Linked DNA regions of Homo sapiens: region 1 is linked to region 2. A link is a contact called in ENCODE Hi-C or POLR2A ChIA-PET data. All regions are on one chromosome and are shown on one strand. The core of a region is the stretch at or near the end of the contact, and the rest is flanking DNA. Distances in the headings are between cores, read along the strand shown.

What was found. Hi-C counts contacts between places; a loop is a spot of excess contacts on that map. ChIA-PET counts read pairs that join two places held with the same protein, here RNA polymerase II (POLR2A). Pooled maps may share reads with other maps.
Region 1: a loop to region 2 is called in a map of CD8-positive, alpha-beta T cell, with 8 times the contacts of the local background. The contact joins the promoter of KHDC4 here to the promoter of GATAD2B in region 2. A Hi-C loop is called at or near these places in 2 of 168 maps with a recorded cell type or tissue (CD8-positive, alpha-beta T cell and naive thymus-derived CD4-positive, alpha-beta T cell) and 6 of 50 pooled maps. POLR2A ChIA-PET finds 5 or more read pairs at or near these places in 1 of 52 experiments (activated B cell).

The regions. Positions count from the first base shown.
Region 1 is chr1:155,932,772-155,937,710 of GRCh38, reverse strand. KHDC4 (KH domain containing 4, pre-mRNA splicing factor) reads left to right here and starts at 3,298. Exons shown (of 14, transcript NM_014949.4): 1 at 3,298-3,375; 2 at 3,862-4,078. The coding sequence starts at 3,338. LOC107985207 (a long non-coding RNA gene) reads right to left here and starts at 3,243. Exons shown (of 2, transcript XR_001738244.2): 1 at 3,162-3,243; 2 at 1,456-2,463. RefSeq lists enhancers at 3,062-3,221, 3,322-3,631, 3,171-3,737, 2,593-3,792.
Region 2 is chr1:153,919,368-153,924,294 of GRCh38, reverse strand. It overlaps GATAD2B (GATA zinc finger domain containing 2B), which reads left to right and starts at 1,323. Exons shown (of 11, transcript NM_020699.4): 1 at 1,323-1,562. It overlaps LOC101928059 (a long non-coding RNA gene), which reads right to left and starts at 922. Exons shown (of 4, transcript XR_922160.3): 1 at 333-922. RefSeq lists silencers at 248-542, 1,220-1,539 and an enhancer at 850-1,089.

The DNA of each region.
Region 1 (4,939 bases), core at 2,049-4,548, 2.0 Mb before region 2:
GCCATCAAAAGAGAAATGTTATTGGTGAAATTAAGACTTTTATGAGAATTATAAGGCTGGGCACGGGGCTCACACCTGGAATCCCAACACTTTGGGAGGCCGAAGCAGGAGGATCACTTGAGGTCAGAAATTCACGACCACCCTGGTCAACATGGTGAAACTCCATCTCTATTAACAATACAGAAATTAGCCAGGCATGGTGGCAGACACCTGTAATCCCAGCTACTCAGGAAGCTGAGGCAGGAGAATCACTTGAACCTGGGAGGTGAAGGTTGCAGAGAGCTGAGATAGCACCATTGCACTCGAGCCTGGGCAACAAGAGTGAAACTCCATCTCAAAAAAAAAAAAAAGAATTATAAATAAGTGAACTAAACATTTAACTTAAGAAAATAAGGGGGGCCGGGCGCAGTGGCTCATGCCTGTATTCCCAGCACTTTGGGAGGCTGAGGCAGGCGGATCATGAAGTCAGGAGATCGAGACCATCCTGGCTAACACAGTGAAACCCTGTCTCTACTAAAAATACAAAAAATTAGCCGGGCGTGGTGGCAGGCACCTGTATGTAGTCCCAGCTACTTGGGAGGCTGAGGCAGGAGAATGGCGTGAACCCAGGAGGCGGAGCTTGCAGTGTGCCGAGATCGCGCCACTGCACTCCAGCCTGGGCAACAGAGTGAGACTCAAAAAAAAAAAAAAAAAAAAAAAAAAGTAAGGGAGGAAAACAATATAAATTTTCCCAAAAGGAAGGCTGGGTGTGGTGGCTCACGCCTGTAATCCCAGCACTTTGGGAGGCCAAGGCCGACAAATCATCTGAAGTCAGGAGTTGGAGACCAGCCTGGTCAACATGGTGAAACCCCATCTCTACTAAAAATACAAATAATTAGTTGGGTGTGGTGGCACGCACCTGTAATCCCAGCTACTCAGGTGGCTGAGGCAGGAGAATCACTTGAACCCGGGAGGTGGAGGTTGCAGTGAGACAAGATCACGCCACTGCACTCCAGCCTGGGCAACAAGAGTGAAACTTCATCTCAAAAAAAAAAAATTAATATGGAATTGATGAATAAAACTAAAAGCTAGGTTCTTTAACAAGGCAAAAAAAAAAAAAAAGATACGACACAGGAAAGACTAAGGAAAGTAAAAAGAAAAAAGATTTTTAAAAAATTGAAAATATCAAGGGTCGGGGATGATGTGGAGTAATAGGAACCCTGGTACATTGCTGGTGGGCATGTAAAATAGTGTAGCCAGTTGGTTTGGCAGTTCCACAAAAGTTAAACAAGATGTCCATATGACCTAGCAATTCTGCTTCTACATGTAAACCCTAAAGAATTAAAAACAGATACTTAAATACTTGTGAATGTTCACAGCAGCACTACTTACAATACCCAAGAGGTGGAAACAACTCAAATGTTAATCAATGGATGAATGGATAAATTGTGGTCTATACATCCAATGGAAAAGAAATTCAGTGATAAAAAAGAATGAAGTTTATTCAGTGATAAAAAAATGAAGTTCTGACATATGCTACAACATGAATAAACTTTGAAAACACTGTAAGTGAAAGAAGCCAGATACAAAAGGTCACACATTGTATAATTCCATTTATATAAAATGTGTAAAATAGGTAAATCCAGAGAAACAGTAGATTAGTGGTAGCCCATGTCTTGCGGGGCAAGAGAAATGTGAAGTGACTGTTAACAGGTGAGGGGTTTCTTTTTGGGGTGATGAAAATAATCTGGAATTAGATAATGATGATTGTGGCACAATCTTGTGGACACACTAAAAAACACTGAATTGTGCACTTAAATTTACTCTTTAAAAAGGGTAAATTTATGGCATAGGAGTTACATCACAAATTTTTTAAAATGACAAATATAATAAATAATGTAATTTCAATCAGAATCCCAACAGCATTGTGTTTTGGGGAGAAGAGGAAAAGGGGCACTTTGGGGAGGCCGAGGTGGTAGGATCGGTTGAGCCCAGGAGTTTGAGACCAGCCTAGGCAAAATAGTAAGACACCCCCCACCCCCGCACCCCCTACCACCCCGGTCTCTTAAAAAAAAAAAAAAAAAGCCAGGTGTGGTGGCCCGTGCTTGTAGTCCCAGCTACTTCAGAGGCTGAGGTGGGAGGATCAGGAGACTCATTGAAGCTCCAAGACATCCTAAAGGTTAGAAACCTTTAGCCTCGGCAGGGCGCGGTGGCTCACGCCTGTAATCCTACCACTTCGGGAGGCCGAGGCGGGTGGATCACCTGAGGTCAGGAGTTTGAGACCAGGCTGGCCAACATGGCTAAACTGTGTCTCTACTAAAAATACAAAACAACAACAACAAAAAATTAGCTGGGCGTGGTGGCGGGCACCTGTGATCCCAGCTACTTGGGAGGCTAAGGCAGGAGAATCGTTTGAACCCGGGAGGCGGAGAGTGGTTAGCCGAGATCGCGTCATTGCACTTCAGCCTGGGTGACGGAGCGAAACTGTCTCAAAAAAAAAAAAAAAAAAAAAAAAGAAACCTTTAGCCTACAGAATCAACTCAAACTCCTCAGCATAGCATTCAAGGCCTTTCATCTTCTGGCCTCCCACTCCAGCCAGCTCAACCGTTAAGTACACAGATGCCAGAACAGGGTGCTCCATAACCTATGCTTGATCGCCTCTCCAGTACTCAACCGGCTTTTTAGCGTCCCATTCTTAAACGCTCCAGCAAGATGAGCAGCTTATCTTCTTCGACCTTTGCTTAATATACAACTCTATCATACATATTTGCCTGCGTACCTGCCTTGCCACATTGAGAGTACCAGAATGGCAGGGCCTGCGGCTTATTCATCTTTTTATTTTTATATTCCCTGCTTGGTGCACAGAAATGAAGCAAACAAACAGAGAAATTCTCCAAATGATCTTTGCAACGAATCCTTTTCCTTTTCCTAAGTAACAGAAACGTGAAACGGGCAAAAGCCGCGGGAAGGCTGTCTCCCCAGACAGAAACTAGGACTCAACACAAACGTAGCGGAATTTGAGGAGAAACCTGTTTAATCTCCTGACTCATGCATATTGTCTTCTAGTCTAACAACATGCCCACGATAAAGATGGATTCAGCTAGCCCCGATTCCGCATTTATAGTAGGCACAGCAGCCATCTTTCTTAAGGTTAAGGCGCAACCCGGAAGATCACACCCTACCTGCCTCAGAAACGCCAGATGCCTTTAAATCATCGAGAGTCCAATCGGAATCGACATTTTCACCGGAACCGCTCGGCCCCACGACCGGAAGAGGCTGTGCGTAAGAACGTTGGGGGCGGAAGTGACGAGAGGTGGTAGTCGGATAGTTGGCGGGTGGTTGAGTAGAAGCGGTCGCCATGTCCGCGGGGAGCGCGACACATCCTGGAGCTGGCGGGTACGGCTTCAGGGGCGAGGGCATCGGAGCGAGCACTGGGGCGCAGGAGAGGCGGAGGGACCCTGAGAAGCTGCGTATAGGGTGGAAGGGTCCTTAAGTGGGAAGTAAAGGGCTGGACGTTTGGGGAGAAGGATCTTGAGCAGGCCTGGGGCCCTTAAAGGGCCGGCGGGGATCCGAGGGAGGAGGCAAACGGGGACTTTTGGAAGGGCGAGCCAAGGGGAAGGCGTAAACTAGAGCGTGTAGGATAGAGTGGAGTCTTTCGATATAGGTGACAGTAGAAACGAAAGATTTTGGGGAAGGGTTGAAAGTGGGGGTTTGTTAAATAAGCAATAATTGTTTAAGGAGAGGGGAGTTTTAGATTTGGAAGGTGATTCGGAGGTGTAAATGGAATATAATAGAGGGAAAATGGGGTGCTAAGGCGTAGTAAGGAAAGAATAACATACACGAAAGCTTTGGGGCCTAATGTTTTCCTTTTTCTCCATGTAGGCGCCGCAGCAAATGGGACCAACCAGCTCCAGCCCCACTTCTCTTCCTCCCGCCAGCGGCCCCAGGTGGGGAGGTCACCAGCAGTGGGGGAAGTCCTGGGGGCACCACAGCTGCTCCTTCAGGAGCCTTGGATGCTGCTGCTGCTGTGGCTGCCAAGATTAATGCCATGCTCATGGCAAAAGGGAAGCTGAAACCAACTCAGAATGCTTCTGAGAAGGTATTTGAAGTTGAAGGGTCTCCACTAATTGCGAATTTAATAGTTGTTTTGCCGGGCGCGGTGGCTTACGCCTGTAATCCCAGCACTTTGGGAGGCCGAGGCGGGTGGATCACAAGGTCAGGAGTTTGAGACCAGCCTGACCAACATGGTGAAACCCCGTCTCTACTGAAAATACAAAAATTAGTCGGGCATGGTGGCACGCGCCTGTAATCAGCTACTCAGGAGGCTGAGGCAGAACTGCTTGAACCCGGGAGGCGGAGGTTGCAGTGAGCCGAGATTGTGCCAGTGCACTCTAGCCTGGGCGACCCAATGAGACTCCGTCTCAAAAAAAAAAAAAAAAAGTTGTTTGTAATCCTGTAATCGCATAATAATTTGTGTTAGTAAAGGATAAATGGATATAGTAGTTGAGAGATCATTTAGTTTTGGAATGTTCCAGAACACATTTTGTTACAAATACATATTTACGAGGCGTTTTTGATTGGGCTGATTACATTTATGGACCAAATACCTTGTCTTGTCCTTGTTCACTTAGTTCAGCTTAAGCTGTATTTCCATAGTCATTTAAAGCAACATAACATGTTTTTAATATATGTGCTTTTTCCCTGAAGTCAGAGGAGTTCAGGTAAATCAAGTGAGCCCCATAGTGTCATCTCTAATTAGAACCTGTAGGGTTTTATTTATTTATTTATTTATTTTGATAGAGTCTCACTCTGTCACCAGCCTGAAGTGCAGTAGTGGGGTGATCTCGGCTCACTACAACCTCTGTCTCCTGGGTTCAAGTGATTCTGATTCTGCTGCCTCAGCCTCCCGAGTAGCTGGGATTACAGGTGCATGCCACCATGCCCGGCTAATTTTTTTTTG
Region 2 (4,927 bases), core at 74-2,573:
AGCTACTCGGGAGGCTGTTGAGGCAGGAGGATCGTTTGAACCTGGGAGGCGGAGGTTGCAGGAACTGAGATTGTACCACTGCACTCCAGCCTGGGAGACACAGTGAGAAAACAACAATAACAAAATGCCTGTGGAACCAGTTGTTTCTGGGTTTAAACCACTGCTTAGTCACTAACTAGCGGTCTGACCTTTGGCAAGTTACTTAACCTCTCTGAGCCTTAGTTTCCTCATCTACTTGGGTTCAAATTTCAGCTCTACCACTTAACGTGTAACTGGACAAATTTTTTGATCCTAATTTTCCTCATTTGTAAAGTAGGGATAACAGTACCTACCTCACAGTCATGAGGAATAAATACTTCATGTAAAGTTCTTAGCACAGAGCCTGACACAGTCTCTTTCCAAAAACGTTAACTACTATCATAACCTTAACACCCGGACTCTGTTACTTGGTCCCTATCCTCAAGGTGCTCCAGAAACGCTCGCTGAGTTTAGGCGGGCCTAACTGCTCCGTGGAAGCAGGGAGGCCAGCAAAAGGAGCTGGCCCTTGAGTTAATTAGGTGGAATCGGGCGGGGTGGGAGGCTGTTTCCTCGCTGAGAACCTAACCAGACCAGGAGTTCCCAAGAGAAGGAGCTGCGAGGGCTCTGCACACCGTAATTCCTCAGCAACTTGGCTAGCTGCTTTTTTTTTTTTCCTGCTGTCGTGGTTTAGTCACGACAGGACCAAGCGGAGGTACGATGAACACCAGGAAGCTCAAAGCCTTTGGCAGACGGAGACAGGCCACACCCCAAAAAGACGGCAAGGCTCAAGCGCCTAAAGCTAGTTCTATCGTGAAATTTCCTAGAGTCTGTCGCGACGAAACACCGCCCACCGCAGACCCCATCGCCGTTCGCCAGTCTCCATCTTTAGAATTGAAAGAATGAGAGATGGCCAAAGGGGAATCCCGGTTTGGAGAGACTGGGGTACGGCGGCTGCCTGGGGACCAAAACGTCTCTAAGGTAAAGTTGCAGCCTGAAGCGATTTTTTGACCCCCGACACTTAATGGGCTGTCGAAGACCCGGATGTGTCTGGGACTGGCAGAGGTACCCATTAACGCGCCCCCGCTAGACCATCCCCCCTCCTCCGTTTATGATTGGGTTTTAAGCACGCCAATCATCACTTCTCCGGCCACTCATTCTTCAAGGGTGGGGTGAAGTCCCGGCATCTAGTCTTCTACTGGCATGGCCGAGAAGATGAGGGCGGGGTGGCCGGCTTAGGTCGCCCAATGGGCGTCGTGGCGTGTGGGTAAGGCGGAGCCGAGGCGCTTGGCAGCTGCCCAATCAGCGTCCTTGTTTGTGTGGTGCCGCCGCCGCCGGTGCAGCCGTCGCCGCCGCCGCTGCCCCCGTCTGTACCGCAGTGTCTGCTCCGCCCGCCCGCCCCGGTCCGGCCCGCCCCCCTCCCCTACCCCCGTCCCTAGTCCCGTCAGCAGGGTCTGGATCCCCTGTGCCGTCGCCTCTTCCTTTTTCGACGCCTCCGCCGCCGCCTGAGGAGGCGAGCTAGCCGGGAGTTACACCGCCACCGCCAGGTGAGGAGCTTTGGCCTAGGCCAGCCTGGCCGCCCGCCCGCCCGGGGGCGGTGAGGAGCGAGGAAGGGAAGGAGGCTGGGAGGAGGCAGTGGTGGCGGAGGTGGGGGAAGGGAAAGGTGGAGGGGCGGGGGGAGGGGAAGCGCCCGCGAGCCGACGCCCGCCCGCGCGCCCCCGCCTTGCGTCCCCCTCCCCCCACCCCGGCACGGCGCGCCCCCGCCTCGCGCTCCTTCTTCACCTCATCCTCTCCCCCCTTGGCGCGCGCGACCCGGTCTTTCACTTCGGCCTCGCGCGCCCCCAGCTCGTGTCCCTTCATTTCGTCTCCTTGTACTCTTTCTCCCCTCCCTCACGCCCCGTTTCCCCCGCCATCCCCGCTTTCACTCCCTGCCTCATGCCCGCCATGCTCCCCTCCTTTCCTCTCTAGCGCGCCCCCCCCTTTTTTTTTTTAACTCTCTCCACCCCCAGTGGTGCCCTCAGGGTGCGGGGGCCGCTCCCTGCTCAGTCTTGTGTTTGCGGGCGGATGGGACGAATGGGGAATCTAAGGGTAAAGGAAGCACCAGATAATTATCTTTATTTAGGGAAAGGGATCAGGAGCGCATAACCTTACCCCTTTATTTCGTCGTCCACCGTTCGCTCGCCCTCCCGTAGGGGAAGAGAATTGTCTCAGGCTATGTGGGCACTTAGCTTCTACAGCGACTGGGCTTGTGGGACACACTGGATCTGTCTTCCAGTTCAGTTCCTGAGGGTCGGTGGAACTTACCCTTCCCTAACCACACCGGGACTTAGAGTACTTTTGGCCTCCCTGCTCTCAATTACATTGAGGAGCGAGCCACTCATGCGAGTGCAGAGGTTCAGGTGCCATTCGCGCGCCCGGTACAGCTTTCCCGTTTCATAAAGGTATGGTAGCCTCTTTGGATTCTTCCCCAGCATCAACTTCCAAACACAAGATGTTAGCTCATAGGGCTGGCAGTGAGGTGGAGATGGAGGCTTGGTGGTGGGTGGCATGTGGATGCTAACTGAGCTAGCTAGCAACCTTTTCTCTGTTGTCCCCTGGAAAATCAGGTAGCCTCCTGAGAACCAGTTTTCTCATTTCTGATAAATGCTTATTTGGGGGGCGTGTGTGTGTGCGTGTGTGTGTGTGTAAGAGAGAGAGAGAGATGGGGGGATACTTAATACATTTCAGCAGAGGCGAAGGATACTTAATATATTTCAGCAAAGGGCAAGAGCAGTGTTTTCAGGCCAGACTGCAAAAGAGGGATTTGGATTTGTAGCTGATGGAATTAAAACAGGTTTAACAGATCTGTGTTGGAGAAGAGCTGATGCTTTTGTAGTTTTTAGGACATTTTTTCTAAAAATTTATATTTTGAGTAGAAAAGCATGCATGTGGTTGTACAAAGTGAAAAGTAAGCTTCCTTCCCATCTCTGTCCTCCAGCCATCTAGTCTCCTTCCCCTCCTAGCACAGATGACTTTGATGTTTTCTGGCAGCAGCATGGTGCCTATATGTTGTTGGTGATTATCCTGTTTGGGAGTTTAGTGCTAACTTTATTGCTTTTCATTTGGTATGCTGACCTGAACTCTTCCTTGCAGTCTGATAACTTGGATTCTTATTTTGGTGCTGGAGCAGCCTTTCAAGTATTGTCCTAGAGTAGTATTTCTGTCAGTACTTAGTTGGGAAGGAGGCCACTTCTGGAGGTGCTATGGAGGAGTTCAGTATATTTTGAGGGAAGGCCCACACTTGTTGGATCGTGCTGCTTTTTTTGTGACGGATATCTAGTCCCTGGCCATTTGGGAATGGACTGGGTCAAGGATCGGATTCATATAAGCAGATAGCTTATATGAATAACTAGTTGATGGTAAGGCTGTCTTCACTTTTTAGGGGAATAGAGTTTTTTTAGTCCAGTGGCAGTGATAGTCATCATGGAACAAGGTAGAAAAGTACTAATCAGCAGGAATCAGAAGGCTGAATCTATAGGCTGAGTGACCCAGTTTGAGTAGAGGTGAGGCTTACAGACTTTTGTCCTGCCTATTATTCCTTACTTGAGAACACTCTCCATGAGGTGAGAGTGATTTGTAGTTGACAGCAGCATCCATCTTTATGACACTGTGGTTTGCCTTCCCTGACCGTATGTGATGTGTGTTAACTTCCTGTTTAGAGGCAGTCCCAGTAGGGTCTGAATATAGGCTGCACTCAAATACTTTTCTAGGAACAGTGTTAACCAGGTTCCCTGATCAGCCCTTCAAATCTAAATTCTGGCAGTAACTTTTACTGCTGTGCTTAGCATAGGGCCACAGGGTGGTGGCAGAGGGAAGTGTGAGGAATTTGTTCTGAGCCTCACAACCTTAAAGTACTTTCAAAAGCTTGTATGCTGTCCCCCATTTTGGGGTTTTGCCCCCTTCTCCCCTTTTTTTGCCAGACGGGCAAGGCTGGACCTCCAGGTTGAATTTTGGGGACCATTGTGTCAGTGAAGGTATCCTAATCATGTGTTGAGACCTCTGAATTCATCTCACCTTTAAGCAGTGAGTCTTGTGTGTTGCATGTAAAGCATTCCTCCTGTTTCAATTTACTGATTCTTCTTCCTTTCCTCCCCCACCCACCAAGCTGGAGGTGCATGTGGAGGAAAACAGCAGCTGTGCTGTCCTGATTTCTAGACTCTGGAGCATATTCCATGTTAGCCACCCCATTGGGAGTCATGCTGACAAGCAGCCCCTCTGCGCTTAACTTAGAAGGCTCATGTTGCTTGGCTCATTGAGAAAAGCCAACCAGCTTTGGTTGATTAAAACAACTGCTAGAGAAATCGTAAGATTTGAGCCATAACTGGGACTGAGGGACTTTCTTTTCCAGACCTTTGCAGTACTTAAAGCCCTGCATTATTACATATCAAGGCACAATAGCCAGACATTTTCTGAGGTAGTTTGGAGGGAAAGAAAAAGTAAAGACACACACCCAGATTGACTGTAAATCTAGTCCTGGCATAAAGCTGTCCACCTCTTGCTTGGGGAAAAAATCCAGTCTATCAGACAATACCACATAGAGTTGCAGTTCTCCTGCTTTTGGCTAAGCCTAGGAAAAGATATATAAGGAAGTTCAGTTTATGTTACAATGACTGGATTTTGTGGTGTATCTTCTATTAGCCATATTATTTGGTTTATCCTCAGTAGTCTCTGTGAAGCTTTTTCTGTAGGTCCTGTTTGGGGATTTTGGTGGCTCCAGAATCCTTGAAGCAGCAACCTCCTTTCTTTGTGTAGCAGTGATGAAAGCTTCTGAAGAATAGGTCTGATTTGAAACAGACCCCTCCTCATGTTCCATCTTTTACCTTCTCCCTTGTGGATATATGAAATATTCCTGTATAGCTTGAATTCATCCAGT